Linked DNA regions of Mus musculus: regions 1, 2 and 3 are each linked to region 4. The links are chromatin loops, found by intact Hi-C in ENCODE. Cell type or tissue: left cerebral cortex. All regions are shown on one strand. Each heading gives the region's core, and the rest is flanking DNA. Links, peaks and the distances in the headings are about the cores only.

The links. A loop is a pair of places that touch in the nucleus more often than their neighbours do. Peaks named below come from ENCODE experiments on the same cell type or tissue, not always from the same donor. Only the 100,000 strongest peaks of a DNase experiment are listed, where the experiment ranks them.
Region 1: a loop joins it to region 4, with 8 times the contacts of the local background. A loop is called at or near these places in 18 of 42 quality-filtered maps.
Region 2: it touches region 4 in a loop (3.0-fold over the local background); 8 of 42 quality-filtered maps call a loop at or near these places.
Region 3: it touches region 4 in a loop (4-fold over the local background); 4 of 42 quality-filtered maps call a loop at or near these places.

The regions. Positions count from the first base shown.
Region 1 is chr10:94,605,346-94,612,660 of GRCm38, forward strand. It overlaps Gm32898 (a long non-coding RNA gene), which reads right to left. Exons shown (of 5, transcript XR_001779842.1): 4 at 2,343-7,315. Among named protein-coding and RNA genes, the nearest start is that of Gm32898, 15 kb to the right of the region's middle. In left cerebral cortex, for the core only: a CTCF peak has its summit at 4,104; a DNase peak (open chromatin) is centred at 4,096.
Region 2 is chr10:94,940,181-94,947,495 of GRCm38, forward strand. It overlaps Plxnc1 (plexin C1), which reads right to left and starts at 4,665. Exons shown (of 31, transcript NM_018797.3): 1 at 3,337-4,665. The coding sequence starts at 4,398. In left cerebral cortex, for the core only: a CTCF peak has its summit at 4,057 (motif pointing left); DNase peaks (open chromatin) are centred at 1,569, 2,688, 3,435, 3,675 and 3 more places; H3K4me3 peaks cover 4,317 bases; H3K27ac peaks cover 2,437 bases.
Region 3 is chr10:94,207,026-94,214,340 of GRCm38, forward strand. All of the region lies in intron 3 of Ndufa12 (NADH:ubiquinone oxidoreductase subunit A12), which reads left to right. Among named protein-coding and RNA genes, the nearest start is that of Ndufa12, 12 kb to the left of the region's middle. In left cerebral cortex, for the core only: a CTCF peak has its summit at 3,859; DNase peaks (open chromatin) are centred at 2,868, 3,867 and 4,386.
Region 4 is chr10:94,405,146-94,412,460 of GRCm38, forward strand. It overlaps a transcript of Tmcc3 not described here. Among named protein-coding and RNA genes, the nearest start is that of Gm32827, 18 kb to the right of the region's middle. In left cerebral cortex, for the core only: a CTCF peak has its summit at 3,720 (motif pointing right); DNase peaks (open chromatin) are centred at 3,727 and 4,712; H3K4me3 peaks cover 278 bases; H3K27ac peaks cover 464 bases.

The DNA.
Region 1 (7,315 bases), core at 1,394-6,393, 200 kb after region 4:
TCCCCACGTTGAACCTTCAGACCTGGTGAAGCCCTATTTCACTGAGGCGAGGGCCAAGCTCATCTGTATCCATCCTTTTCTCCACTGGCCTCATAGCAGCAGTGTTTCCCAACCTGGCCACGCCATGGCAATGTTTGCCCAGCCTGGCTACGAGATGGTCACCCCAGATCTAGGTTGTGCATCCTAGCTCACCCAAACACATAATTGCAGCTGCTGCTCTCTCTGTACTTATTACAGAGAGAGAAGGAAGTCCCTCCCCAAAACCAACCTGTGACCTTGGACCAGAGCTGGGTCACATAAGCACCCCGCCCTGCAACACATCTCTAGAACATTTTCACTTCCTTATTTCCTAAGACACTTCGAGCCACTATAAACTAAAATGGTGTCTCCACCCATGAACTGATCCCAATGAGATCATCAGTCACCTCACTGCTTGAGTGGGTACGGTGTTTCACAAACTATGTACTTTGATTTCTAAATCAGTTGATGCTGCTGGCTTCTTCTTGCCCCTTGAGATCTTGTTTGTCCCCTCACAGGGAGCTTCCTTTCTGGGTCTCCTACCTCTCCATCCCTCTTCAGGGTTCTGTGACTCTCTCAACTCCATTACAGTGTGTGTGTGTGTGTGTGTGTGTGTGTGTGTGTGTGTGTGTGTGTGAGAGAGAGAGAGAGAGAGAGAGAGAGAGAGAGAGAGAGAGAGAGAGGAGATGCCAGAGATAAATATTAGATATCATTCTCCATCTTTATCTTCTTCTCCTCCTCCTCCTTTCCCTCCATCATCTTTGTCATCACCACCACCACCACCACCATCATCATCATCATGATTTTTTTTGAGACAGGGTTTCTCTATGTAGCCCTGGCTGTCCTGGAACTCACTTCATAGATCAGACTAGCCTCGAACTTAGAGATCTGTCTGCCTCTGCCTCCCACGTACTTACTGACTTATTTTTATTTTTGAGACAAGTTCCCTCACTGAAGCTGGGGCAATTGGGCTAGACTGGCCATCCCCTGGGCTCCAGGGCTCTCTGTCCCTGCATTGGGGTCACAGAAGTGTGATGCCATGTCCAGCTTCTGGGTGGGTTCTGGGGATCCAAACTCAGGTCCTCCTGCTTGCATGAAGCGTCCTTTTCAAAGTGAGCTGCCCCTCCAGCCCCCACCCTACCCCCGCCCCCACCCCCGCATATGCTTTCTACACCAGCTCTCCTTGCATTCGGCAGCAGCCTGTGTGACAGATACCCAAACATAAATTCATCATTAGCACTCATCTCTTTTCTCCAGGGTCAATGTAGCCCCGGCTATCCTGGAACTCAATGTGTAGACCAGGCTGACTGGTTCCCAGCCTGGAACTCACAGAGATGCCCCTGCCTCTGCTTACTGAATTTGGGGATTAAAGTGGTGTGCAGTTACTCAACTCCATACTTCTAATTTCTGTATAACATCTCTGCCATGCATAGCCTTAGGCTGAAAACATCAAAGTCTTTCCCCTTACCTCTGGTGTTTTCGTATACCTCCACCTATCCAGACTGGAAGCTGGAGCCCTCACCATTGCCCACCTCAGACCCAGTCAGTACTACCTCCCAATTACATCTCAGAACTGCCACTCGCCATCTTGGCCACACTATGTTTGCCCTGTTTCCACTCTCTCTTGAGTGGTTCCAAACCAGTGCCTGTCTGTTCTGGTCCTCTTCCTGTGTGAGTATAATGCCTGCCACCATGCTAGCCACGTTGCCACCGAAAGATAACAGCTGTCACGGCTAAAATAATAAAACCCATGTTCTGGGGATGGCAGTGGGAAGACCGACAGAAGCCACTTGCCTATCAGCCCCATAGAGCAGCTGAATCAGTGCTGCCAATCACCTGCCAGTGCCATGATGAGGTCACAGAAATGTCTGTCCTACATAAGCCCTGGCTAATTGCATCACAAAACATCTGCTACCGAAGGGATGAAGGAGAAAACAGTCGGAACAAATCTATGACATGTTGATGTGTCAACCTCAAGGCAGCTATTTTAGTGCAAGGGACATATTTTAGTGGGAAAGACAAATTATTAATTATTTAGCATTTTTGTTTTTGTTCCCTATGACATGTTCAACTGATATTATGCCCATCTGTTTGAACAAGATCCATCTTCATTTATCTTTTTTGGATTATTACTGTTATTGTTATTATCATCATCATTATGACTGCTATTATTATTATTATTATACTGGGGCATATTAAGCAAGTTCTTACCACTAAGCTACATCCCCAACATCTTTGTTTTGTGATATAAATCGGTGCTTCCAATAATTTTTCGGGAGGAATTTTAGAATGGTCACCCCCAAACACCTCCAAGTCAAAAATACCTTTCTCTCACAGGTCCCTGTAGCTTCGTTGCTTGTTTTGAGTAACGATGAGGGAGGAAGGGCTCTGTGGGGTGGATAAGGGGAACAGATGTCCAGTTTCCCCAGTACGCACTGCTTTGACCCTGAGAGTGAGAGTTAGAATGTAAGCAGGACTCAGAGAATAGATGGTTAAATGCTAGCTCACAAGTAAAATATAAAGACCATGCATGAGGCTCGGGGACGAGGGTCCTTCTTTCTCTCCTGGAGGTGTTGTGCCAGGGAAATATTAGTAATCCCCCCCAAAAAACAGACAGGAGATGATTGGATGCAACTTACAGCAGGGTCTTTACTCTATTCAAGCTAGCTCAGGCCCCTCAGCTCACTACCGACACGCATGGCAGTTCTGGTGGTGGGGAAGCCCCAAATGTCTATCGGGGCAAGGCTTTATAGTAAACACAAGCAGGGAAGATGTGTGCAAGCATCAAATTGGAAAGCTCCTGTGGCCTTTAACATAATTGGCTGGTGCTGGGAGTCATATCATAAACTTAACTTCTGTTCCCCTCTGCATTGGTGATCGTTAGGCAAGGAGTGGACTTGTAACCTGGGCATGCAGGTTTGTTGAGGGAACAACCTGGAGATACTGGTCTTGTTGAAAGTGTAACCTGGAAACGCTGGTCTTGTTGGGGATTAGCCTAGAGACTGAAGCTAGGCCCAGGTTTTGTTGCGGGGGCAACTTGGAGACCAGTGGAGTTCAAACTTAGGCCAGGCTCTCTAAAATGGAGTCTGAACTTAAAAACTTTGGCATCCAGAGTCAGTTAGTTAACTGGTGTCTTATGGCCTCCATTCCACCCATCCCTACCTTCAGAGACCCACTAGGAGCCCTACTCAAGACCCGTGGAACCCTTAATTGGTTGCCCTATCTCCTAAGAAACATGATGAACTCCACTTGCTGAGGTTCAAAGTCCAGGGTGTAGGTATGATAATGGAGCTAAGAAGCTCACAAGGGCTTGGCTAAAGCTGTCTGTTTCCAGTGTCTGACTGCTAGCCACTTACAAAGGAGGCAGAAAGCCAAGGTTTAGACAAGGAAGAGGCTAGAGGTCCTGGAGGTTCATGTAAGTGACAGGGTCCTTTGAAAGTGCCCCACCTATGTTAAGAAGTATAGACTGATTTGAGTCCAACTGGTGGCAGCCCTATAGGATCCTGGTGTCTTTACCAATGATCAAGGTTTAGAAAAAAGAATTGAGCCGCTATCATCAAGTACAAAACCCTGGAACCAACCACCCAGAATCTCCCAGATTAATAACCACGAGGTAACCAAAAGACATTCTTCCCTCTACCTTTACCCAAGCTGCCCCAAGGGAGACCTACTGATAGTATTGTCCAGGCCTGAAGAGACTTTACCCATCACAGCTGGTTAGTGACTTCTGAACTTGCAGTTTAGGGACTCCATGCTAAAAACTGGGTATACTACGTAAGCACATGGAGGGATCTCCACAGCCGTTGGCTACTGGAGAAGTTACGCCTTTGTTCGTACCATTCCTTCTACCATGGCTCTCACCATGGGAAGTGTGAGAGGGGTAGACACTGTCCCCTTCTGACACTGTTGTCACGAGCCTCCCGTGGCATGTAGACTGTTGAAGGTCATCCTAAGATCACCAAGCTTGGGCCATCTCAGGGGAACTGGCAGGTTCCTTGGGATACAGCTCCTCATTGCTGAGGCTCTAGCAGCCTCTAGGGGTTGCCATGGGTTACTGAGTACTTGGTACCTTGTCTGGAATCGTTCAAGCTGAAGTTCTAGATATTTCCTCCAGGCGGCTCCAGAGAGCACAGTGGGTTTGATGATGGGACCTCAGCCAGGCCTCCATTGGCTGATGGTAACCTGGAAATGGTTAGAGAAAGGGCCAAGGGACCCAGGCTGGCCCTGTGGTCAGTCAGCTTGACTGGGTGCAGCTAAGATTTGCCCCCATTCTCAGGGTGTGTACGCACCACAATGAAGCAGATTCCCGGCCACCTGCTCTGACGGGCCACAGCATCCCATCCCTCCCTGAACCCTCCAAGGCTACAGCAGCTCCTGCTCTCATCCTAAGCTCCTCAGTGTCCAGACAGAGGCATGGGAACCCTGTAGGGCTGTGCAAAGGGCCTTCTGCCTTCTCCAGGGTCTTATCAGTAGCCCCTGTCACTTTCCAGGATTTCTTTTTCTTTTCTCTTTTTTTTCCTTTCTTTTATGAGTGTGTATATGTGCATGCATGCATGTGTGTGTGCACACATGCTCTTGTGCATGAGTACCCACACATGCACACATGTATACATACATGTATGTAGAGTTCAGAAGTCAATATTGGGTTATCTCCTTCTATACTCTCTACCTTATTCTTTAGAGACAGACTCTCAGTGAACCTTGATTTTGCCAATTCAGCTGGATCATGTGGCCAGAGAGCCCTGAGAAGTCCTGTCTCCACTCACCAAGCATGCCCTGCTGAGCTGTTTGTTTGTTTATGTATTTGACGTGGGTGCTGGGGATGAAACTCAAGTGTTCACACTCGCCTGGCAGGCACTTTATTGTGAGCCCTCCCCTCAGCTCTTGGGTGCCAGTTTTCAATGATTTATCTCGAGATCGAATCCAGTCCTGACACTCTCTGTGTGAGCATGCTCAGCACCGCTCATTACCCTGGACAAATGTGAAACCCCATCTCATGGGCCCCTTTCCCACTCTGCTCTCTGAGCATGACTCCTCATTCTTGCCAGGATGAATTCTCTGAGTTTCCAGTGTCCTGCCTGAAACTACATGGTATCTCCTCTCAGAGCTGAGACTCTGAGGATTTCATGGTCCTTTCTAACACATAGGGGTGTGTGTGTGTGTGTGTGTGTGTGTCTTTGTGTGTATGTCTGTATGTATATATCTGTGTGTCTGTGAGTGTGTGTCTGTGTGTAAGTATGTATCTGTGTGTGTAAGCTTGTATATCTGTGTGTGTTTGCACGTGTGTCTGTGGGTTTGTGAGCGTGAGTATGTATGTATCTGTGTATGTCTATGTGCATATATGTAAATGTGTGTGGTTGTATGTGCATGTGAGTGAGTATGGGTTAGTGAGCATGCATGTGTGATTGTGTGTGTGTGTCTATGTGTGTCAGTGTGTATGTATGTCTGTGCAGGTCTGTGTGTATGTCTATGTGTGTCTGTGTGTGCCTGTCTCTATGTGTGCATGTACACAAATGTGTGTGCTTGTATGTGGATTTGGTGACTGAGTATGGGTTAGTGAGTACATGTATGTGTGTGTTTATGTGTATGTGTGTGTGTGCATGGATATGTGTGTGAGCTAATATTTGGAAAGCTGTCTGTGACCTGCTCCGAGTGACTTTTCTGAAGAACACTGAAGAACTTTAAGACACAGCTCCCACATTCATGAAGATTTTATCTTCTAATTGGCTGCATAAGACACTAACACATGAAGAAGCTAGAAAGTAGTTAAACTACTGTGTGTGTGTGTGTGTGTGTGTGTGTGTGTGTGTGTGTGTGTGTGTGTGAAACATGGGGTACAAACTGGGGCCCATGATGGTGTAAGCCCTTAAGGGCATCTTGGCCAGCACAAGCATTGTCTTTCAAATTGTCTTATGTGTTATAACATAAGATTTAGTAACTGGCCATCTTAAGGTGTAGAGTCCAGTGGCTTTCTGTACATCCATGTTGCTAGGCAACCATCTCTACCTCCCATTCCCATCCTGCAGAACCAAAACCCCACCTCCACTCAGTAGTAGCTGTCTGTCATTGCCCTCTCGCCCTGGCCACCATCATTCAACTATCTCTGTGACCATGATTACCCTAAGAACATCATACACACAGTACGTAGCCTTCTGTGATTGACACCTCACTGAGCAGTCCTCTAAGCTCATCCGTGTCGAAGGCTGTATCCACATTTTAATCCCGTTTAAGGCTAAGTAATACTATTTTGCAAACGTACACCACACCTTGTTACCTGTTTGTCTGGCAGTAGAGATGGGGGCTGCTTCTGTATTTACACCTCCTGTGACTAATCCTGTTATGAACACAGGCATGCAAATAAATCCTCGCTGCTTTCAGAAACACGGGGCTCCATCCCCAGAGCTGAAGTCGCTAAGTCACACTCCATTCTTCTTAGTCTTTGGAGAATCTGGCACGCAGTTTCTCAGATTGGCTTGCCTCCTGTTATATTCCCACCAGCCGAGCGCAGGATTCCAATTTCCCCTCACCCTTGCCAGCACGTTCCAGCTTCTACTTCTTTTCATTTTTTGATGGTAGCCATCATAATAGGTACAAAGTGGCCAGCAATTGCTTTAAAAAAATTTTTTATATAGTTGCTAATGTTTAAGGTCTTCTTGTTTCTAATCCACATTCCCACTTCATTTGAGAGACTGTAAGACTCTGGCGGGCCTCAGCCTGCACTTGCCTCTGGTGACAAGTGTCTGGAGCCAAGCAGCAGCTGTGCCCCTGGCAGGGACAGGGTCTGCATAGCCAGCTCACCTCACTGTCTCTCTGCATGGGCTCTTGCACACAGGGCCAAGGCAATGCCTCTCCCGCCAAGGTTGTTGCTTTCCGTAGCACAGTCAGGAAGAAAGAGAGCTGTTTCATATACCTACCCTTCATGAACTCGGAGAAAGATAGACACCAACAGGAACACTGGCAGCCAGCACAAGGTAAGGGAGGCTGCTTAGATTTAACCCACAAACACCATTCCTCACACTAACCTATTCCCTGCCTGGCCCTGTAGGCACTAGGCTTGTGGTCCTGGCTAAACAACTCAGCTGGGAGGTATTCCCAGACAAGGGTTGTGCTGTGAGCTGGTCCAATCAGGCATTTTGGAAAGGGAGGTAGAGTTTCACCTCTGCTTGAAATCTGATACATCAATCAGACTTGAGCTTCATCAATATAAGTCATATAAGTTGGCTCCCTCATACTTCAGGAGGCTACAAGCCCAACATGGAGATCTCTGCAGGGCTATCTTCTGAGGCCTGGCTGCTGG
Region 2 (7,315 bases), core at 1,360-6,359, 540 kb after region 4:
GAGGCCATAGCACCACAGCCAAGTGTTGCTTAACTGGATTGCTCAGCCTGCATTCTTATAGAACCCAGGAGTAGCAGCCAGGGGTAGCCCCGCCCACAATAGGCTGGGTCCTTCCCCATCAAGCCTTTACTGAGAAAATGCCCTACAGGCTTGCAGGCCCACAGTCCAATCACATGGAGGTTCCCTCCTCTCAGGTGACTTTAACTTGTGTCAAGCTGTCACAAAACTCTCTACGGGAGGGCCTGTTACTCTGATGCCCATCAGGGGCCTCAGAGAGTGGGCCTGCAGAGATTGGCCATTATGGTGGGCTTGGGGTCTGCAGCTAACGGATGATCTCTGTGAAAGCACACACTGAAATTTGGTGGCAAGGTAAGAAATAGGAGGAGAAGAAGGAAGAGGAGGAGGAGGGGGAGAGGGAGGGGGGAGTGCCTTGTGTGTGAAACATTGAGTACACACTCGTTGCATCTCAGAAATTAATCCTCAGCAGGGACGAGAATGAGCAGTTGGGAGATAAGAGACCAAACACTGCCTGGCCAGTGCCATCATTACCATGGGTTGGTGGAAGATGGGCCATACAGGTACCAGCTGGCAAGGGAGGGGATAGAAGAAGGCAAGCAAATCTAGACACTTGAGCCTTGGCAGCCTGTGAATTGCTGATGAAAAGAAGGAAAGAAAGAAAATCGGGGTGGGAGAGCCTGTGTTTGCTAGGAAGGGTTAGCTGTTGCAGTCTGCTGGGGCTCCCTCTATGGAGTGTTTCAGGTCCAACTCCTGTTTCAGGCACCTATAATTCAGCACGCCTCTCAAAAACACATTCAAGACCCGAAAAAGAAATGCAATCTCCGTGACAACATTCTCCGTGAGTGACAACCGAGGCCACACTGATCCCATGACCCCATTAAACAGGGTTGCAACCTGCTATTGTCTCTTTGCTGGCACAGTCGGTGGCATCCAGCATAGCTCACAGGCTCACACAAGCAGGCCATCAAACAAGTATTTGTTGAGTTAAGTATCTTATCTGCCTATTTAATTGGTTAGCAAATTGTGGCCTTTTTTCATCAAAACTACCACCTATTTTTTTTTCATTCAAATGTTCTTAAAATGCAATCCCATTAAAGCTTTTTAATGCATTCCAGGAGCAGAGAGTTTACTTAAATGAAAAGAGAGAGAAAAGAAAAGAAAAGAAAAGAAAAGAAAAGAAAAGGAAAGAAAAGGCAAACTCCCAGCTCCCACCTGTGCAGCCAAGGAAAGCTATTGTTTGAACCTGAGTATATCATTTAACTTGGATGACAAGCTCAGAGGGTAGAGACCCCATCTTTCAGAACACACAGCTCTGGGCGCCCTGGGAGTTCTCAATAAATAACAGGAGCAAGAAGCACTGTACAGGGACCTGTTTAATTAATTATTTATTTTCCCCCCTATTCCAGATTTTTGGCAGCCTGTGTTTATCCCTTGCTTGATTTCCAAGGGGCAGCTCTCTCTCAGGAAGAAGGATAAACAGCTCTAGACTAATCCTGCCCCTCCCCATCCCGATGCAAGTAGGAACACCTGATTGAGCCAAAAACTGGCTTTTGAGTGTATTCAGGATGCATGCTGGGTTTGGAAGGAAACCGAGTCCTCCAGTACCCACTAGGTAGATGCAGTCAAGAGAAATGTTTTGGCTCTGCACATCGACACAGCTGTCAGATGGCAAAGCTTGGACTTCCGTGGTAGTTACCTGCTGTGGGCCTCTGAGCTGTTGCTGTTAACCCCACAGACAAACTGCCTAACACTTAAAGTAAAATGGGGGCGCGTGGAGCGTGGGGGGGGGCAGGGGAGGTTTCAAGTCTTTCAACAGAGAAGTAAAAAAAAAAAGGCAGTGATTTACCAAACTTTAGCGATTAGATTATGAAGATATATAAAGGAAGATATTAAATATTAAGTTGTATGCTTACAGCAAGGCTAAACCATTGGGGGGGGGGGTACAACCTGTGCTCTTTGTGTATTTGCTAATGTATACTAGTAGTGAAATTAAATGGCTATGTGCTTGCCCTAGCAGAGAAGGAGCGAGTGACCGGAAGCCTTTTTTTTTCTCCATGAATAATAAGACTAATATTTGGTAAGGTGTGCTTTGCAGGGCGGGAGGGGAGTGCCTTTCTACCCGCATATCAATATACCTTAGGGGAAATGTTTCAAGGCACCCTGGTACACAATAAACGTACATGCAACAGTTCTCCACTCCAAGACTCCCCACCACTACCACCCGCCTTCCTCCTCGGATTCATTTTACAGCAAAACAATAGCAACTCCTGTAGCCCTCCGTTTCTGCTCTTTGAATCCTGTCCAGTGATTAAGGAGGCTCTCAGCAGGCTTCACTCTCAGGAGCCATATGCAGAGTTACTTGCCAGAAGCCTTGGGAGGGCAAAGGCCTCTGCAGAAGTACACAAAGCCTCCGTAATCCCCATCAGCGAGACCCTCTTGAACTGTCGCTTCATTTTCCGGTCAAAGAACTGTCAATCTCGAGATTTCAAGCTGTGGCTGCCCTGTGAGCCCTGAGGGGAAGACCTGTGTCTTTTGCCTGGTTTAGGCACAGCTCAAGGGTGGTGCCAGAGAGCCCCGCAATCTAGTCTGGAAATCTGCAGCCCAGAAACTGCCTGGAGCACCCCAACACTTTCCAAACCGCCCCCCCCCCCACACACACACCCGGTTCTCCTTTTCAGGGCGAGGCTTTGTACACCATAAGCTGCCTCCTAGGGTTCTCTCCACCAGGTTGAGACCACAGCCACCCTTGGCTAGCCACAGCCCCGCCCCCTCGCGCTGGTTCAGGCTGGGCGGTCTGCGAGCGGCTTTTGCACCATAGCATTTATTTACCAGTGCGGAGCAGGCCACAACTCTACAGACCACATCACATAGGTTGCAGCCAGAGATTGGAAGGTGGGGTGGGTGGAGGGGGGGGGCACAAAGGCCGGGGTGTGGCGGCGAGTCTTTTAGGTTCGATAGCTTTTTCTGTAAGGGCATTAGTAACTGTTAGCTCAAAGGGTCAAGCCCACATGTCCACTGAGACTCTGGTCTGGAGAAGCGGTTAGGAACAGAGGATAGCCCGGGCCCGGGGGGTTGGGGGGAGCTCAGTCCTAAACAAGCGCCCGCATTTGTACTAAAAAGATGAGAGGCAGCCACTAGAGTTTTGAACCTCCCTCCAATCCTCCCCGCTACCCCGTCACCCTTTCTACACGCTCCCTTTGGGGACCCCAGACTGTGCTTTAGAGTAGCCTGCAATCTCGGCCAGTCGGTGGTGTAGTGAACCTGAGACTTGGTAAGTGTCACCCAAGACTCCATCTGAACCCCGGGGGCTGGACTTACGCAGTTGTGCTCAGTCGCTTGAAAGTCCCAGCTGCAGCTCCTGGCGTGCGCCTGGATCTCACTCATCCTGAAGAGGCAGAGAGCCGTGGTGGCGGGGGAGCGCCTCTCCTGGCCCTCTCCAGTGGCCGCGCTGAACACGCCGGCCCAGATGTCCACAGCCTCCACCAGGCTGGAGGAAAGCAGTAGGCGGCGGCCCTCAGGGTGGCCGTGGTCGCAGTCGAGGGCAGCCTGGCCCTGGAACAGCACCTCTGTGCTCTGCGCGATGCGCGCCATGCTGGGCCAGCCGGTGGCAGCGCCACTCGTGTAGTTGTAGGGATAGTAGGGGAAGTAGACACTGCCGTTCCAGAGAAAGGCGTCCACGAAGTGCAGGCTGCCCGCACTACCGCGCAGTTTCAGGCGGCCCAGCTCCTGCGTGGCCAGACTGCGCCCCTCCGTGTTCTTGAGCGCGATAGCCGTGTCGCGATCGGATGCTGCGGGGTTGCAGCGGTTCGCGGTCTCCGGCTCCGGCAGCACATAGGTGGCGGCCACCGCCAGGTACCAGAGGTCGGTGCCACTCGCGCGGTACACCACACCAGCCGTCGAACCCTGCGGGTGACATGACACCACCTCGGTGCCGTTGCGCAGGGAGCTGCGGTTCAGGTTGCCCAGGGGCCGCACCTCGCAGGCGCCCCGGTCGAAGGTCCAGCCGGTGAGCAGCAGCCCCTCGAGGCCGGTCGCCCCCTCGCGGTAGGGCAGCAGTAGCTTGCTGAAGCTGCTCCCGGGCCGGGGCCGCGCGGGGGGCGCCAACGAGACGGGCTCCGTGCAGTTGCCCGCTTGGTCCCGGTATAGGCGAGAGAGCCTGTTCTTCAGGCTGTAGTCCAGCTGGTCCAGGCAGCTGCCGCTCGCCACGAACACGCCGTCCGCCCGGCTCGCCGCGATGGCTCCGATGGCTTGCTCAGATCGCCACACCGGCTCGTCCGCGCCCCGGGCGGGCGCTGCCAGCGCCAGCAGATAGGCGATCAGGGGCAACGGTGCGGCGGGGTACGGGGGGCGCGGCGGCGTCTTCCTCCGGGAGACCTCCATGGGGCTAGGGGGGCCGCCCCCGGGCAGGGCGCGCGGCAGCTCGGGCAGCTCAGGCGCGCGGCGACGGAGACGCGGGCGGCGGTGGCGGCGGCGGCGGCTCCTGCGCGCGCTCGGGCTCCCGCGGCCGCCCCATCCCCGCGGCTCGGCCGGGAAGGAGTGCAGGGAGGACGGCGCGCGGCGGGCTCGCTCCGGCAGCCTGTGCCGCGGCGGCAAGCCCTGCGCGCTCCGGAGACGCTTCCTCCTCGTCCGCCTTCGCCGGAGAGTTCCTCTGTGCGGCGCGGGCGCTCGCGGGGAGGCGCGGAGGGGAAGGGAGGGGACGGGCGGAGGGGAGCGAGGCGGGCGGGGAGGGCTGGAGAGGTTGGGTGCGCTTGTGCGTTTCACTTTCCCATTGTGAAAGTGGGATGCAACTGGCCCCTTCCTCATCCTCTTCCTCCTCCGCCCTCCGCCTCTCGCCCGCCCTCCCTCCACGCCCATCTCCCCTCCCTTCTTGATTCGGTGAGATCGGGAGGAGGGAGGTCTCGTAATTTGGGTTACTGTGTAGGTGGCCTCTTTCATCTATTCATAACAAAGCTGAGCCGCCTGCCGCGGCCGCCGCGGCTGCCACCATCGCCCCTTGCTCGCCCCGGGTTCCCCCGGCGCCGGAACCGCGCACCGAGCTGGCTCCCGCGCTCCCCAGCCCGCGGGGCTGCTCCAACGCCCGGGTTTTGTTTACGAGAGCAGCCCCGGGCAAACGCGAGGCTCGCGGAGCCAGGACCCAGGGTCGAACGGGTTGCGGCGGAGGCCCAGGGCTTGAGCCCCTGGGAGGCTGCCAGGGCGGCTGACAGGTGTGGAGCGGCGGGAGGGGGGCCTGAGAGATGCGCCAGGGGGCTGGGGCCAAGCGGGAGGCGGCTGAGGGGGACCAAGACGCCCCTGTGACCGGGGGTGGGTTTCCCTCGGTCAGAGTGAGGTAGGAGAAAGGCGCCACACTCTCGTTGTGGACAATCCCTCGGGCCAGAGCTCTCATATTTGAAAAGGCTCCCTGGTCTCCCTTGGCAACGGAGTCCCAGGCTCTCAGATATAGCACTTAGAAAGTTCTGCTCACTATCTAACCCTAGTGACAAAAGCTAACATTTATTGAGAACTTGCTCCGTTCTGGGCATAGTTCTAAATGCACCATGTAGATTTTGATTCACTTGATGCTTGGGACAAACAGTATTAATTAGTGACTTGTATCAACCCTACTCGGCTTTTGAGAAAGGTCTTGGAGAAGCTATGGAACCTGCCCGGGTACAGCTGTTAGCAAATAGCACAGCAGAGATTCGAATCCACACCTCACACCGGAGCCTCTTACAGGTTTCTTGCTAGTCCAGTGCCACCTGTGGCCACTAAACTACACTCCCCAGAGAATAAAGGCAAAGGTACATTGGGCTCAGCAGCCAGGGCTCGCATCTCAAGAGTCCGGAGCTCTCTTATGTTTCTAGAGGGGCTCCCTCCACCACTTCATCCAGGTAGCAACTGTCAGCTGGGGTGCTCCCCCCTTCCCCCACCTCGCAAGCCACCGAGAATTTCTGGAACAGAAAGATCACTGTGCTCTGGGGAGCAGGCAAGCTCATGTTTTCTCAGAAGTGGGCTTCCCAGAGGCAAGCCTTGGTGCCTTCAACTCTGTGGTGAATGGAGAGGGAGCTAAAGACCCGTATGGGTCCTTAAGAAATGATCTGCATTCTTCCTAGATCTTCCTAGGACTGCAACTGGTTGCTGTGTGATCTTCTCTTCTTAGCTCCAAGTCAGCCAAGCTCTGGATAGGAATCTGTATTGTTTTTTAAGGGGGCTCTGAATGAGCTTCCTCACAGGTCACCTGCTGCAGGTTTTACACTTCCACAGAACTGCTTAGATCTGTTCCTCCCGCTGCTGAGATGGGAGCTTCGAAAGGCAGAAGGGAGGAGAAGGAACTGGGCAAGAAGCTTGAAAGTCTAATCTAGATGTACAGTACAGTATTAGGGGGTGGGTGTAGCTCAGCCAGGCCTTGACTTCCATTCTCTCTGCTGTACACACACACACACACACACACACACACACACACACACACACACTATTCCTTCAGCAGTGGCTTTTAAAAGATGGTCCGTGGCCATCTTTCCATGTGCAACCTCCTCTTTGGGGACTGGCTATCCTTGTTTCTCTCTGCTGATGGGCAGTGCCGATGCTCTCAGATGTTAGCTGGAGGTCACCTCTTCTGTAGTGTCAGAAAGTAGAGGAGAGAAAAAAGAAGCAGGGAATGTAGGTCTAGGTTGATGTTAATATGGACCTCTTAAGTGAAGCAAATCAAGTGGCTTACTTGCTTAAAAAAAATACCCCCCTCAACTCATTCTCCACCACTTGGAATATTTTAAGAATTTTTTTTGCATCACTCAAATCCGAAAATAAATAAATAAATAAATAAATAAATAAATAAATAAATAAATAGCAAAATAATTCCTCTCCAACATAGGGCATACATGCATCAGTCTCCTATAGTCACTGTGGCTGACTCACAGATGGGCTGTGGCAGTGTTATGGGCCAAGAAGCAGCATTCAATTCCATTTTGGAGATAGCCTTACTTCGCTGGTAAGCAAGCCATTTCCCTAAACCCCACAGAGTTGCTACAGTCAGTCACAGAGCATCTTGGAAGCTATTTGGATTAAACATACTCCATGGTGTGGCACGTTGCTCACTGCTCAATTCTTTGCTGCTGCATTTTGAAAAAGAAGAAACAACATCCTACAAAAATTACCAGCAAGGTGTGGAAAGGGTTCTGATGGTCCCTGCATCTCCTTAGTTTGCTGAGACCATAAGCCCTATTCCGGCAAGCAGGCTTTCTCTCTCTCCTCCTGTTTAATTGCGTGCAGACTCCCATAGTGGAAGAAACCCGAATCCATGCTAACTTTTGGGCATGAAAAA
Region 3 (7,315 bases), core at 1,513-6,512, 200 kb before region 4:
GACAACACTTACTGAACGCTCCGAGGGAGATGAACAAGGAAATTAATGCTTACAGTCCCACCAACACACATCCCTCAATGTAAACCCTGGATCAAGGAGTAATCTGACTTTCAAGACATTATTTACACAATATATCCAGTAGTTATAGCTACTACACCCAAGATTCCTCTGATAGACAGGAGCAGTTAATTGAAAACCTAGGAAGGAGTCTCCATTCAGAATCGCTGAGAACAGTTATGAGTCATGGGAGGATGTAAATCATCAGCATTGACTCCAGCCCTCATGAGTGGCCTTGAGGGGTTCAGGACCCCAGAGGGAGCCGTAACTAAAGGTGTGGTCCAACGAGCAAGAGACTAGAATTAGAGGTAGAGCCTGAGATGCTGCTCTGACTCCATTCTAAAGTGTTCCTGGATACAGAGATGCTTATGGGTTGAGCAAGAGGGGGATCTTTTGAGATAGTGTATCCTGGTGATGATGCTGTGAACATTGCTGAGATAATAGCAAAAGAGATAGGTTTTTGCATCTACATAGTTGATACTGCGGTAGCATGGTTTGAGAGGGATGGGTCTTCCGAGGGTAAATACTATCAAACAGAACCAGATACTACGTGAACATTCCTTATGGAGGACTCAATGACATGGCAAACTTTGGTGTCATTTTTGTGTTCTTTTAAGAAAATGCCAGGAGCTAGAGAGATGACCAGATGGGTAAAGTACTCCTTGTACGAGCCTGAGGAGCCGAGTTTGGATCCCCAGCACATACACAGGAAGCCCAGTGTGTGGCTGCCCCATCTTCCCAGCATGGGAACTCAGAGTCAAGAAAGTCCCAGAGCCTGCTGGCCAGCCAGCGTAGCTCAGGTTCAGTGAGACCTGATCTCAGAAGCTAAGAGAGTGAGTTTAAGATAAAGCTTTATATCAACTGCTGGTCTCCACATGTACTGCCATGGGCACATGCACCAGCATACACGTTCATGTGCGTGTACACAGACACAGGAAAAGGACAAGACATTGCCAGGCTAGAGGTAGAGTCCCTACAGAAGAGACAAGACTTCAACAGCAAAGTGACTCAAGATGGCTAGTAACTTTCAGCAATAACTTATTATAAATTAGGGTATATCTAGTTTGGGAACATACTGCTGCATATGGACTAGAGGCCAGCATCGTGGAAGCTTAATTTTTTCATACATAAGACTATGAAGACCAGAAGGCTTCTTGTGACTCACTGTCACTTTCCTTACCGTGCTGCAGAACCCACACTATCTCAGGACATTCCTTTAGTGGTTTTATATTCCCCATCTTGTTTCCTGCCTAACACCACACATTACAGTCCCATCTCCCATGGTCCACATCAGTGTCTTTTCCTCACTCTACCTGCTGGGTAACTCTTGGTATGGAACTAAGCAAGTGCTTCTGTGCCAGTCCCATAGACTCCCCTCCCGTGTGAGCATACAGAGCGATGAGTTTCACTGTGGTATCCTCATACGTATCTGTAAAACTGCCATAGTTTCCTTCTCAGTGTGACCTCACTTCATGGCTTTTGTATTCTGGTTGCTATGTGGATTCAGGGAAGATGCTGAGGCTTTAGGCTAATGCCTCAGGGCAGCTGCTGTGCATATTAGTTGTCTGGGAGGCAGCAGTAACTGCTAGAGCAGCAGCCAGTAATACAAGCTACATCTTAGGGTTGTATTAGCTGCCAGTCACGAAGCACAAGTTACCAAGCAGCCTAACATGGCAAACAGTGGCTCGCACTCTTGGTTAGCAGTTGGGTGTTTCCCCTGAGCACCTCTGACCCAGGCCTTCCCAGAGCTGTAGTCTTCGCTTGGGAAGGCTATACTGCACAGTGATTGGGGGTCCTTTTACACAGGAATAACTCAAGACCTAAGAGCCAACAGCTGGAGAAAACAAGTCCTCTCTAGGTAGAAGCCAGGCTTGTTAGGAGTAAGCAACCCCCCCACCAGCCCCCCAACAATGTGCATTGCCCAAGGGGCAGATCCAGAGAAGAGGCCTGGAGCAGTGAGGCAAGTCAGCCCTTTTGCCCCTAGGTTGCTTTCTCACTGGAAACAAAACTAAGACATAGGTAAAACTTTTAAATTAAAGGGAAAAAGAAATGTTCACTAAGGAGCTGGTATGTGGTGAGGCATATATGTAGTGCTAGTGATCCATAGGCTGAGAGAAGCATAGAAAGTTCCAGGCCAGCCTATACTATGTTGCAAGACTTTGTCTCAAACAACAACAACAAAATTCTGTTCTGATCATTTGCTCATTTTAAAATTTTGTTGTTGTTGTGTCTTTTATTTTGAGGTCTTTGATCTGGGTTACTGGAAGTAGAGTTACCAAGGTAGGAAAGACAGAGAAGGCTTGGTAGTCAGGAGTTCTCTTTTGTAGACACAGTTGGGTCTGGAGAGTGACAGCTGAGAGCACTCATCGGCAGTCAGGATAGAAATTGATGCTAGACACAGGAATTCCCTGGGATTTTAATTTTAGCTAGTGTACTGTGTAATTTAAAAGAAGACGACCTTCCGTGCCACACCTTGCTTGCTGCTCTGGAGACCAGGTAAGAATATTCTGTCTGGACTGTTAGGAATTGAGTTCCGATTGGTAAGTTGCATATGACTTGGGGGGGAATCATAAATGCCTGCTCTTCAGGTGTGCTTGGGAATAGTGTGTGTTCCCTGTGGGAATGGGAGTTCTGGCACTGAGCCTATGTCTGTAGAGATGTTGGCTGTCGAGGAGCAAGAAGCTTTTAATCACAGGCCAGCTCCTGCACCTGCTGGATACGACACTCATCTCCCTTGAGTGTGTGCTGTGTCGTCTGGGGAGTAAGGGAGCCCAGCTCCTGGATGGCTGAGTGAGCTGTCAGCTGCATGACCGACTGCAGAGCTCGCAGTGAGGAACCTGTGAGGCTGCCCAGCTGCAGGTGGTGGCTCTGTCCTCCGCTCTGAGTCAGCAGCTGCCACTAAGGCCTGTGACAGTCTTGCAGCTTGCTCAGCAGCTGAGTAATGTCACCTGGGGACAGGTTTTCTTCCGAGGCATTAGTAAATTTTGATAGAATCAGAGATCTTTAGTCATCTTGTCAGTTTCCCTTACTCTTCCCTAATCTTGTGGGGTGGCAAGTTCACTTTATGGATCCTGTCTTTGCTTTGTTCCTTTCAGTCTGCCAGTCGCCGTTATGGCCACTCGGTCCACCCGTGGACCTGCAGAAGGGATGTGTGTGCCAGTGTGGCGGATGTCTTGGAAGGACACTGGGCTGCATGGGCCTTGAAAGGAAAATGTTACTGTCTGTTACCCCGCACAGTACTCTGCTCAAAGACTTTCAACTGCTATTCATCTGAGGCCTACTGCACGTCAGGCACTGGCGCTGTGTCCCTGTGAGAAGGGAAGCACACGTGCCCTCCAGGAGTTTACAGCACCTGATGAGTACAACCTGGCAGAGTCATACAATTCTACAATTCTTTACTAAGATTAAAATGTCTTAGTATTTGTATTAGTTTAAATGCTTATATAGAATAATCTCAAAGTATTACTTAAGTAAATGCTACATATTTTATACCACTTTTATCTCTCCTCACTTTTATCGTTAAATTACCCATCATTCCCTAGCTCTTAGCCTGAGCATAGAGTTGCTGACATAAAGACCAAATGAATCATGAGTAGCTACGTAAAACTTGGCAGGGTTGGAGTATTACTGAGTGTGGAGAAGTGGACTGCTGGGTTATTTCATGCAAGTAGGATAAAGTCATTGTTGTCTCTTGTATCAGTAGAAGTAGATTTACTGTTTTTGATTTGACGTGTTGGAACCCTGACTTGCTTAAAAATTGTAGTTTAATGGCTTGCTTGGATTTTTCTCTGCAGCATATATGCCATGCCTCCACTTGGTGGCACCTTCTGTTCACTTATAGCTAACATGTCTTTTTCCTCAGTGTAGAGCACTCATGTCTCCTTGTATACTGAAATCAATCTCTCTCTCTCTTTCTCGCTCTCTCTCCCTTCCCTTCTCTCTCTCTCTCTCCCTCCCTCCCTTTCTCCCTCCCTCCCTCCCTTCCTCCCGCTCTCACCCACCCTTCTTCCCTCCTGTTGGCCTGTCTTCTAGTTTTTTTGTTTTTATTGTTGTTAAAGAACAAAGCCATAGACAGGTTTGTGTGGAGGAGGTGGGGTAGGCAGAGGAAAGTCAAGAGTGCTTCATTGGATCAAAGCACTGAGTGAGGCTGTTCACAGACATAGAAAAGATGCAGTGGGTGTGGTGGTCCATGTCTGTATGCTCAGTAGTAGGGAAGTGGAAAAAGAAGAAGAATCAGGAGTTAAAGGCTGGCCTGGACTAAATACCACCAGCCTGGGCTGCAGAGTGCCTTGTACCAGGGAGGTGGGGATTATAGAAGACATAAAGATAGTCAGACAGGTGGGCGGGCTGGGAGAAGGAGATGTAAATAGTGGTGGGTGGCTCGGGGTAGAGCATTCGTGTTCCCTGCACAGAGCCCTGGCTTCATTCTGGAACTCCACAAAGACACAAAACAAAGCAAAGCCTGATTGTGAGGTGTGACTGTTAGAGAAACCTTGGTAATCCAGAGGCACACAGTGCAACCAGAAATACACTCTGAATTCCTTGGCTTTTGAACGGACACCCTTAGGATTCCCCTCACCTGGTCCACGGATATAGGTCGGCTTTTTTAGAAAAGGAATATGTTCTTTTTGAGAGATGAGATCATGTTGTGTTGCCTAGTTTGGATCTGAACTGGTAGGTTCATGGGATCCTCCTGCTTCAGCCTCCTGTGTAGCTGCTACCTCTGTCCCCTAAGAATCCCAGTGGAGAGAAGAGATGTTAGTTTACTGTCACATCCTCTGTAGAAGAACATTTGTGGTTATAAATAATAAGCATTTGTATTTGTGACATATGCAAGTGATTTGTGGTTTCCTCCCCCATTCACAGACACTTCCTGCGTCTCAGCAACATTCTGCCTGTTAGTCAGTGTTCCCCTAGCTGGGGGCTGTTGTACAATGGCAATTTGTATTTAAAATTAACATCCCATTTATTGCAGCTGTAAATCTTAAACTGTAGTTCTTCTTAAGCCTCGAGGCTTAGCTCATAAGCAGAATAACAAGATTAGTAAATTGAATACTTTCTGCATAAAAATAAAGAATAATCATTTTCTTTTGTTCCTTGATGAATGTTTGATAAACTCTAATGGAAAGGATTAAATTCTCCTAAACAGTTATATCTATTTACAAATTTAGTTCATTACATTATTTTAAGCATTTTAGTTAGGTTACATCTATAAATTTAATATATTTAATTTTCCCCAATCCTTCAAATGCCCAGGGAATCGTGTGTCAAGTCACTGTTCGGATCACATAGGCAGTTCTTATTACTCAAGCCAGAACTTAAGGGTCATTTCAACTCATCTAAGATCTGCCAACTACTTTTTCCTGCCTTGCTTCCTTTTAAACTATTATTAATGTGTCGCCCTCATCATTAACTGTTCTGTTTTCATACTTGTGTCATTGATAACATGTCCACCCACCGTTTTGTACCCCCTCCCCTGCTCTCTTTTTAAAATTGGGTTCATTATTATTTGTATACAGTGGGGTGCTGTGAGGTAGGGGCTGGGTGAGTGTTACAAGGACTATATGGGACCAGAGAACAAACTGGTGAAGTTGGTTCTCTCCTTCCATCTTTATGTGCATTTTAAGATCCCACTTGGGCCTCAGGCTTTCTGGCAAGGCCTCACCAGCTGAGCCTTCTCTGCAGCCCTGCTGCTTCTCTTTAAACATGGCAAACTGCTACCAGAGACTTCTACTCAAATCCAAGCCACAGGTAACAACAGCCGAAATGGTCTGGTTACATTCTTGACAGCTGCCGCTGCCTGCCTAGTGGGGTATTAGTGGTTGGTTTTGGGTTTTGGTTATTTCCTGTGCTGAGGATTGGATTTAGGGCCTGTGTGTGCCAGTCCAGGACTGTCCCACTGGGGATTAGTCAGCTTCACTCTTGTTCCACTACTGTGCTTTTGTGTTATATTTGGAGGTTTTGCTCATTATTTTGATTGAATTTTCAGAATCAAACCTGGGAGCTTGTGTGTGAGAGACAAGCACTCACGGAGCTCTACCCCAGTCCCCTCTTTTCTTTTTCTGCAATCGCATGCTGGGCCTGTGTTCTTTTCATAGTGAGAAAACAGGTTCCATCTCCTCACTTGGTCCGTAAGGCTCCTATGATCTCTGTGCATTCCGGCCCTGAGCATGGTCCTCCTACATTTCCCTGTGGCCGCTGACTGTCATGTTCTTAAACTGTGAGCACAACTCCATGTGAGCTGTTTGTGTAGGCCGCCATAGCTCACATGCTTTCTTTAGTAAGTGTGGCTTCCCATTCTTCCATCCCATGCTGCTCTGGAGGGATGAGCCCGAGCTCCCTCCCTGCCATCCCCACTGACCCACGCCTCTGCCCAGCATCTTTGTTTTCATTTTCCCTTTTATTGAAAATGGATTTTTCCCCCTCATATAGTGTATCCTGATTACAGTTTCCCTTCTCTCTCCTCCCAGCTCCTCCCTGACCACCCCCTTTCTGTCTCTCATTAGAAAGCAAGCAGGCTTCTAAAGTATAATAATAAAATAGAATAAGATAAAACAGAAACTAACACATCGGAATAGGGCAAGACGAACAAAGAGAAGGAAAAGAGCCCAAGACACAGACACAGAGACCCACTTGTTTGCACACTCCCATAAAAACACCAAACTGGAAGCCATGATATATATGCAAAGGCCAGATTTGTATGTCTGGGTCTGGGTTACCTCACTCAGAATGAGTTTTTAATAGTTAAAAAAAAATGAAATCATGAAATTCTTAGGTAAATGCTTAGCATTTATTGTGGGTTTTTTTGGTTTTGGTTTTTTGGTTTTTTTGGGTTTTTTTGGTTTTTTTGGTTTTTTGGGGGTTTTTTTTTTTGGTTTTTCAAGACAGGGTTTTCTGTATAGCCCTAGCTGTCCTGGAACTCACTCTGTAGACCAGGCTGGCCTCAAACTCAAAAATCCGCCTGCCTCTGCCTCCCAAGTGCTGGGATTAAAGGCGTGCACCACCACGCCCGGCTTATTGTGCATTTTTAATTTCTTGTCTGATTCTTGAAATACTGTCCTAAAAAACTTCCTAGCACATAGTAGCTTATAGATAAATGTTTGTTGAATGAAGATAGATATATTTTCTTTGAAGCAATCACTGTGTTTAGATATAATGATCATTTAAGTACTTAATGCAAAAATGGCACCTCTTTGTGTCTTTTAAAATTATTTTTATTTTAAATGTAAAACTGATCTGTCTGCATATATGTAAGTGC
Region 4 (7,315 bases), core at 1,288-6,287:
GACAGCTGAAGTGGAGAAACAAGAGGAAACTAAGAAATAAATAAAAAAGCAACCAAGACTCAAAGTTCAGATTAGATGAGGAGAGAGTAATTCTAACTCCCTAACAGAAACCGGCACCAGAGGGTCTCCTGTCCTTCAAAGAGGGGTGTGTATCAGGGTCCAGTGCACGGGACAGCTGCTTCATCGCTCCACAGTTGCTTAAGGGCTGTCTTATGCTGGAGGGATGGAACGCTCGCTCTGCATGATAGCAAGGGATTGAACTGATACTGTTTGTGAAGATAAACAAAAGATGGGTTTCTCTTTAAGGAAACACTTCTAGGAACCAATGTAAAGGACTATGTGTGTGGAGAGGCAGTGTGTCTCTTGCCCGCCTCTGACTCAGTTGCCAGATATTCATCCTTCAGTATCTTAAAGGGGCCAACCCCTTCTGCACCCTGTAGCTAGCTCTGCTTGGAACACTCTGTGTGTAACCCTGCCAGAGTCCTGACTTCCCCTTTGACCTTTGAACCTGCTGAGTCACACACTTCCTTCAGGTCCCAGCCAGATTATCATAGCCACACACAGTGTTTTCCCGACCCCTTCTCTAAGGAAGTTCCTACTTGCCAGTGACCGTAACATTTTGTGCTTTCCTTTATAGCACTTACCAAATGTGTACATACATGTGTGGATCTGTGTGGATAGAGACATGTACTTATGCACATACATATACTTCATATGTGTGTGCACATACAAAGACAAAACACAATCAAAATTTGTGTGACTATTTATTTACTCTGTGTCTCAGCAGTAACCATGGAGCCCATTGCTTTATTCTATTTTCTGTGTGGCACCAGATACAGTAGGCACCAATAAGCATGCTGAATCCTATGGCTTCCGCTGCTACAATGTTTCTGAGTGTGTTGCTCCGAACTGAGCTGTCAGAAATGGTTGCAGGTGGACCTGCCTTCAGATCTTGATAATAACTGTACCAACTTGTATGGAAGGAACTTATTTTCCATTTACTTTTAATTCTTCTGATTTTGTCAAAGAGAAAAACTTGTTTGGGACAATGGCTATAACACCTGCCAGGCTAAAAAGAGAGATAGATGAATGGTAGGTAGGTTGATAGTTAGTTAGATAGATAGATAGATAGATAGATAGATAGATAGATAGATAATGATATAGATGGATACAGATAGAGGATAGATAGAAATAGAAGAAAGGAAGGAAACACACACACAGAGATACGGGGAGAGAGAAAGACAGACAGACAGACAGACAGACAGACAGACACTGGTTGGTCTTCAGCAAGCAACACTAGGCAGAATGTAGTAATTTGATTTTCATGTTTCATGTCCTTTATTCGTGGCAAGAAATACTGATGTTTTCCCTCAGGGAAGTGATCCCAGCCTTCAATTTAAAATAAAACCCAAATAGCTGGGCTTGGTGGCGCACACCTTTGATCCCAACGCTCAAGAGACAGAGGCAGGTAAATCCCTGTGTTCAAGGCCAGCCTGGACTACAGAGTGAGTTCCAGAACAGCCAGGGCTAGACAGAGAAACCCTGTCTTTACAAAACAAACAAATGAATGGCTAAATAAGGCAAAATCAAGTAAGTTTATCTGATAAAATATTGAGGTAATGTTTGTGCTACAGGCGGTTCTTGAAAGGTCTACAACTTGGAATCACTTGGTTCTGGGTAGAGACTAGGGGCGACCTCCTCTGGCTTTTCTCTGCCTTTCCTCCCTGCATTGCTAGTACCATATTTCTTGGCTAAGGGTTCCCTGGATTCCATTTCTGAGCACCGCGGTGCAAGTCTGTGACAAGGTTATGAAAGCAGACCAAGTCTTTCTCAAGTCACTCTGAGAACATGTCCTTTCTGATATTAAAATAGCCTTTTTTCAAAATAGCGATTGGATCACGAGTATGCCTTTGGTGACTCTGTTGTTCCCTCTGTTTCATTTTGTGTCCATGGTGACTTGGAGGATCATAGCTCCTCTGGGTGGGCTCCAACAGTCTGGAGTCCACTACTTTCAGGAGACATGTGTGGTCATCCTCTGTAAGAAGGGAATTTAATACATTCCGGTACAATCGTGTTTACCTTTATAAGTAATAAAAGGAACAGGGAATTCATTGTGTGTGTTATGTGTATTATACGAATGTCTCTGTGTGTGCATGAGTATGTGCATATGTCTCTGTGTTCATGAGTGTGTGTGTATGTGTGGGGGTGGCTTAAGGCCCTTAATACAAATGTATGTGTGTTATAGAAAATAGCCTTTCTATTTAAAAAATAAAAATAGGGAATTGTTGTCCTTCATTTCAAACAGGGATACCAAGAACCATATTTTTAATGAAAGCTATCACCTAATTAATTAATTAACTAATTAATTAATAAATATGGCCAGTGTTGTATAAGGCCAGTGTTGTGTAAGGGGTAAAAAGGTGTGAGGTGTCCCTACAGCAAATTCTTCCCCTGGAGACAGACCTGAGATGGAAGGGTCTTAGATTATGGTACCTAGAAGACAGACAGACCTGGGATGGCAGGGTCTGAGGTTATGGTACCTAGAAGACAGATGATTATGTGGAGGCTCAGGCTCCTGGTCTTCTGAGGAGAAAGGCAAGCAGGAGTTTACAGAGGAGAGACAGGTTGTCATCTGTGGAAATTTCCAAATATCTGGTGCTGCTTTCCAGCCCGAGCATGGGAGAAGCCAGTGCCTGACACCTGGTAGAACTGTGCTTTTTCTGTGTCAGTGCTGAGCTTGGGTTTGTGTGACACTTAGAGCTCTGTGGGAAACTCAGCAGATAGAGTGCTGGGCTTCATGGCCTCATCCCTTTGATCAGCTCCAGCAACTGCCTAACAAAAAGCATCCGAAGAATAGACCCTGGCTTGACGTGAGCTCACACGTATCCAAGCCGCCAGTCCTGTTGGTCTTCAAATCTGAGCTATGCAGCGAAAGCTATTACCTTTCGTGCAGGAACTCTGCACTGGGTACCATGGGGCATCTGCGGCAGATGCCAGGCATCGTGGAGGGGGCGGTGACTGTGTGACTGGGATGTGTCCCTGTCTCTTCACACGTGCGGTTCATCAGCGGCGCGTAAGCTAAAACGGAAGACGTCATGAAAGAACATGAGGACCAAACAGAGGGACGTGTTTAACTGTGTGATAGAGAAATTAAGAAAAGCTTCATTGAAGGCCATTTGACAAAGACCTAAGAAAGTGACACACCCTGGAGAAGACGCTGATCATCTGTCAGGCCAGAGAAGCCATGGGACGGATGACTCGGAAGAGCTCACTCTGCTCTTGTGGATGACCTGAGTTCAGCAGTTGATTCTCTCCATCTTGAGGGTCCGGGGGAACAAAGTCAGCCGTGGCGGCATCTCACCAGCTCATAATAAATGCGTTTGTAAGAGGGAGGGATTTAGAGGAGATACAGTCCTTAAACTATCTGACAGATGCGCATTGCTACATGGGGCAGGGAATGTGATTTTTCCCTAGCATTCAGACTAAGGCAGCAAACCTGACTTTGTTTCTGGAAGGTGGAATTCCCCCCCCCCCAAACATTGTAAAGAAGCCCTCTACAGTTAAGATTGTTTTCCATTGCAAAAAGTCCCTAAATCCAGGCAGAAACAGCGGGGAATCTGAGAGCAGAGCTCAGGTCTTCCACAGCCCTCACCATCACCGCCTGCTGTGGGCGTCCACCTTAAATCGCTGTGGCTGTTCCCTATAATCGCCAGCAGGTGGCAACAGTGCTGTCTGTGTAACCGTTGTTTTCCTGTTCCTGGTTTTACTCTGGAAGCCACACACAACACGCATATTCATTACAGGATCATTATAGGCAAAGCCAGGAAATAGAGGTGAGCAAAAGGGAGTGGAGGGAGGGAGCGGCGCCATCTGTACATAATCACTGCCGTGGTACAGTCTGCCTTTGTCGCACACTGGCCCGAACCAGCTCTCAGCAACCTTGAGTGATCACAGAGGTGAGGATCAGTAATGAAGCAGAGCCCACGGGAGCAGCGGTTTGCAACCTTCCTAATGCCGCCACCCTTTAATACAGTCCCTCATGGGGTGGTGACCCCCTAATCATAAAATTACTTTCATTGCTACTTCATAACAGTCATTTTTATTGCTGTTATGAGTTATAATGTAAATATCTGTGTTTTCCGATGTTCTCAGGCAAGCCCTGTGAAAGGTTCGTTCAAATCCCCCAAGAGGTCACAACCCACAGGCTGAGAACTGCTGCACTGCAGGGACAAAATGCACAAACGAACAAGTGCTTGTCCTGGGCTGTAAAAAGTACCTGGGAGGCTCATTTCCCACCTTCTTGTTGCTCAGACAACAATCCAGCAGAAGGCTGTCCACAGGGCTGGCATTTTTAATTTATATTTGTTATGTATGCATACTGTTTATTGAAAGTAGAATCACTTGACACGTTGGTATATATACATTTCGTCACCTTCTCCCATTAATAACATGTTGCAGGTATGTCTCTGAGTCAGTGTACCTCCACATTTCAGTGACCACTTAACAGTGCATCGTGGACTGTAATAACCACGTGGTTTTTACAACTTACAACTATAATAAGCATCCTTACAAAGATTATCTTTGCACATGCTTCTGTGTACATTTGCTTTGTTGGGATACATTCCTGGAAGTGAGACTGTAGAATCATAGAGTATATTCATTTTTAAAAGCATCTCCAACGGGATTTCAGATTCCTTTCTGAAAGAATGTAGCAATCTGCCCTCCCACCCGCATCTGCTCTCTTAGGCGCTCTCCCACACAGGAAAGAATTTAGTAAGTGTTGCCTATCCAGTAGGAAAAAAAAAAGCTTGAGTTAATCTTACTGATGAAGTTAGCCGGGTGATGTTGTTATTGTGGTTTTTAATATGGTCGTTGCTACTTTGTACTTATCCTTTACTTCAGATGTGGTGGTGCAGGCAAATTAATCACCATATGCCTATACTCCTATCTGTTCCCAGAAACCCTTGCTTTACTTATTGTTTTAGTTTGGGAAATGCAAACCCAACTCACAGCAGTTCAGACCATCCCAAAAGTGGGGGCAGTGGTTGAAGCCTGTCACTCCTGCTGTCCCCTCCATAGCCGCGGACACTGTTGGAAGGGGTGAGACACCCCAGCTGCCAGGCTATTTTCAGATGATGGTGGGAGTCTTGGGTTAAACCTGCCATGCTGATAGTCATATAAAACAATGTGAAATGTGACTTTAGAATCCTGAGTTAATTTGATGGACGTAGACAGCCAAAGGGATAATTGAAGCACCAGAGGGGGACTTGCTCAGCAGAATCCTCTAGTTTTCTTGTCTAGAACTGATTGGATTAACAAGGATATCGCTCTCTTCAGTTCCTAGGCTGATGTGTTTTGAGGAAGACCCACGGGGAGTCTCAGCCCCCCACCCCCATCCCCACTCCCACCCCGTCTATAGTTCAGAATCTAAATATAGATCCCGACCAGGAGAGCAGTTCTCAAAAAGAATTTTCCCGAGTTGCTCTGATGTCTAAAAAGAAGACAAACTTCCAGTGAGGTCCACCCCCCATCTCACATCAGCCTATTGCCTGGTGCCTCTAAAAAGGCAAAATCCTCCAAGCAAGATCTGTGTGGAGCTGGGACCTGAAACGGAAATTCATCAAAAGCTAAAAATCATCATAAACTTGCCCTAAAGCACCAATCATTGACCATCATTGGCCACCAGCCCTAGAGAAGGACTGGCCTTCAAAGGGAGGCAGAGGAAGAGTCACTGAGAAGAGAAGCCTCTGCAGGAGATGCGGGGTACAGTGGCATGCTTTGCTCTGAAATTGGCCCTGGTTGAGGATGGCTTCTCAAGGGCCCTTTCCACGGTGCTATTGGCCACGGTAATTGAGAAATTGTAGAAATGGGAACTTTAATGACTTCCTCTGATGTGTGTATCCAGGTGTTCGGCTCAAGGGGCAGCGCTTCTCTCTCCCTCTGCTTTCTGGCCACACTGACAGGATGATACAAATGTCTAGGGAAAGACTGGCTTTTCCAAGCCTGGGTCTCTGTGCTGTCCCCTCAAAGCATCCCTGGACACCTGCCTTCAAACAGGGACTGCTTCTGAACGTTGTCCCCTCTCCGTAACTTGACAATTAGTAGCCATTTTTGAATGATGATTTACGTCACTGCAGGCTCTGTAAAGATGGCATACTAGCTTACATGCCCATTATGAAGCCACCACGATGGAGGTGTGCAGCCCCAGCCTAAGTGTCGCTTTCCCAGAAAGGCAGTGGGGTACCCGACCCGTCTCCCTATCAGAATCACTCAGACACCCCCAAGTTTTCTTCCCAGCAAAGTTCGTTTGAGCTTTTTCAATCTGGATGCTCAAAGGATCATTTGAATAATTATTAAATCATTTGTCTACCACTGCAACCTGAGACTTTCCTTTTATGTTTTTCCTCCTGATTTCAGAAGACCCACGTGTTTACTATGTAGACATATGTATGTCTACTCTGTAGTCTCTATATAGACTCCGTGTTTACTGTGGAAATTTTTCAGAAATGCTGGACACGAAGGGAGTGACTTAGTAAGTCCCTCTCTGGGCCCCTGTGCAGACCTCTTGTGAGCACGCAGGGTGTATATTCCCATAGCACCACCGTCGTCCCCTCCCACCACAGGAAAGGAACCTGTTTTGAGTTCTGTGTCTTAGCACCTAGTGAGGTACCTGGCATGTGGTGTGTACTGAGTAAATATTTGTCACTTGAATAGGTGGGAGGTTCGGCCCTCGAAAAACATGTTGGGTTGCCCACACACCTGCAATAGACCCTGCTGTTGCCTGTGGGTGTCTTTTCTGCTTAATCTTGTCAGAGGGGTCGCTTTCAGGGCCTCTCCCACGGTGTCAGGCCCTCATCCGCACTCAAGTGGCAGAGAGTCACCATCTTCTAGATGGTGACTAGGCTAGGTTTCACAGATGTTAGGATCTCTGTGGCTCCTGCAAACAAGACAAGTTCAGGAAGCTGTTAGATGAGGCAGCCTGGTCTGCTCTGTGTGTTCATCATCCACTACTGAGTGCTCCCACCACTCGGTGCTCCCACCACTGGGTGCTCCCACTACTCATTGCTCCCGAAGTCAGTATCCCCACATTTGCTGAGCCAGGCAATCTGGTGAAAGGAAAGGAAAAGCCAGACCCCATCACAGGCCTGAATCTCACAGCAGGAACTGAAATAGCTGCCATTTCCTGAGAGCCTACGTGCTGGAGGTTTTACATGCCATTAAGCCTCATCAAAACCCTGTGAGGAAACTACTGTTTTTCTCCAGGGTCCAGACTACTCCCCAGGATGACCAACTACAAAACAGTGTTGCCTGACTT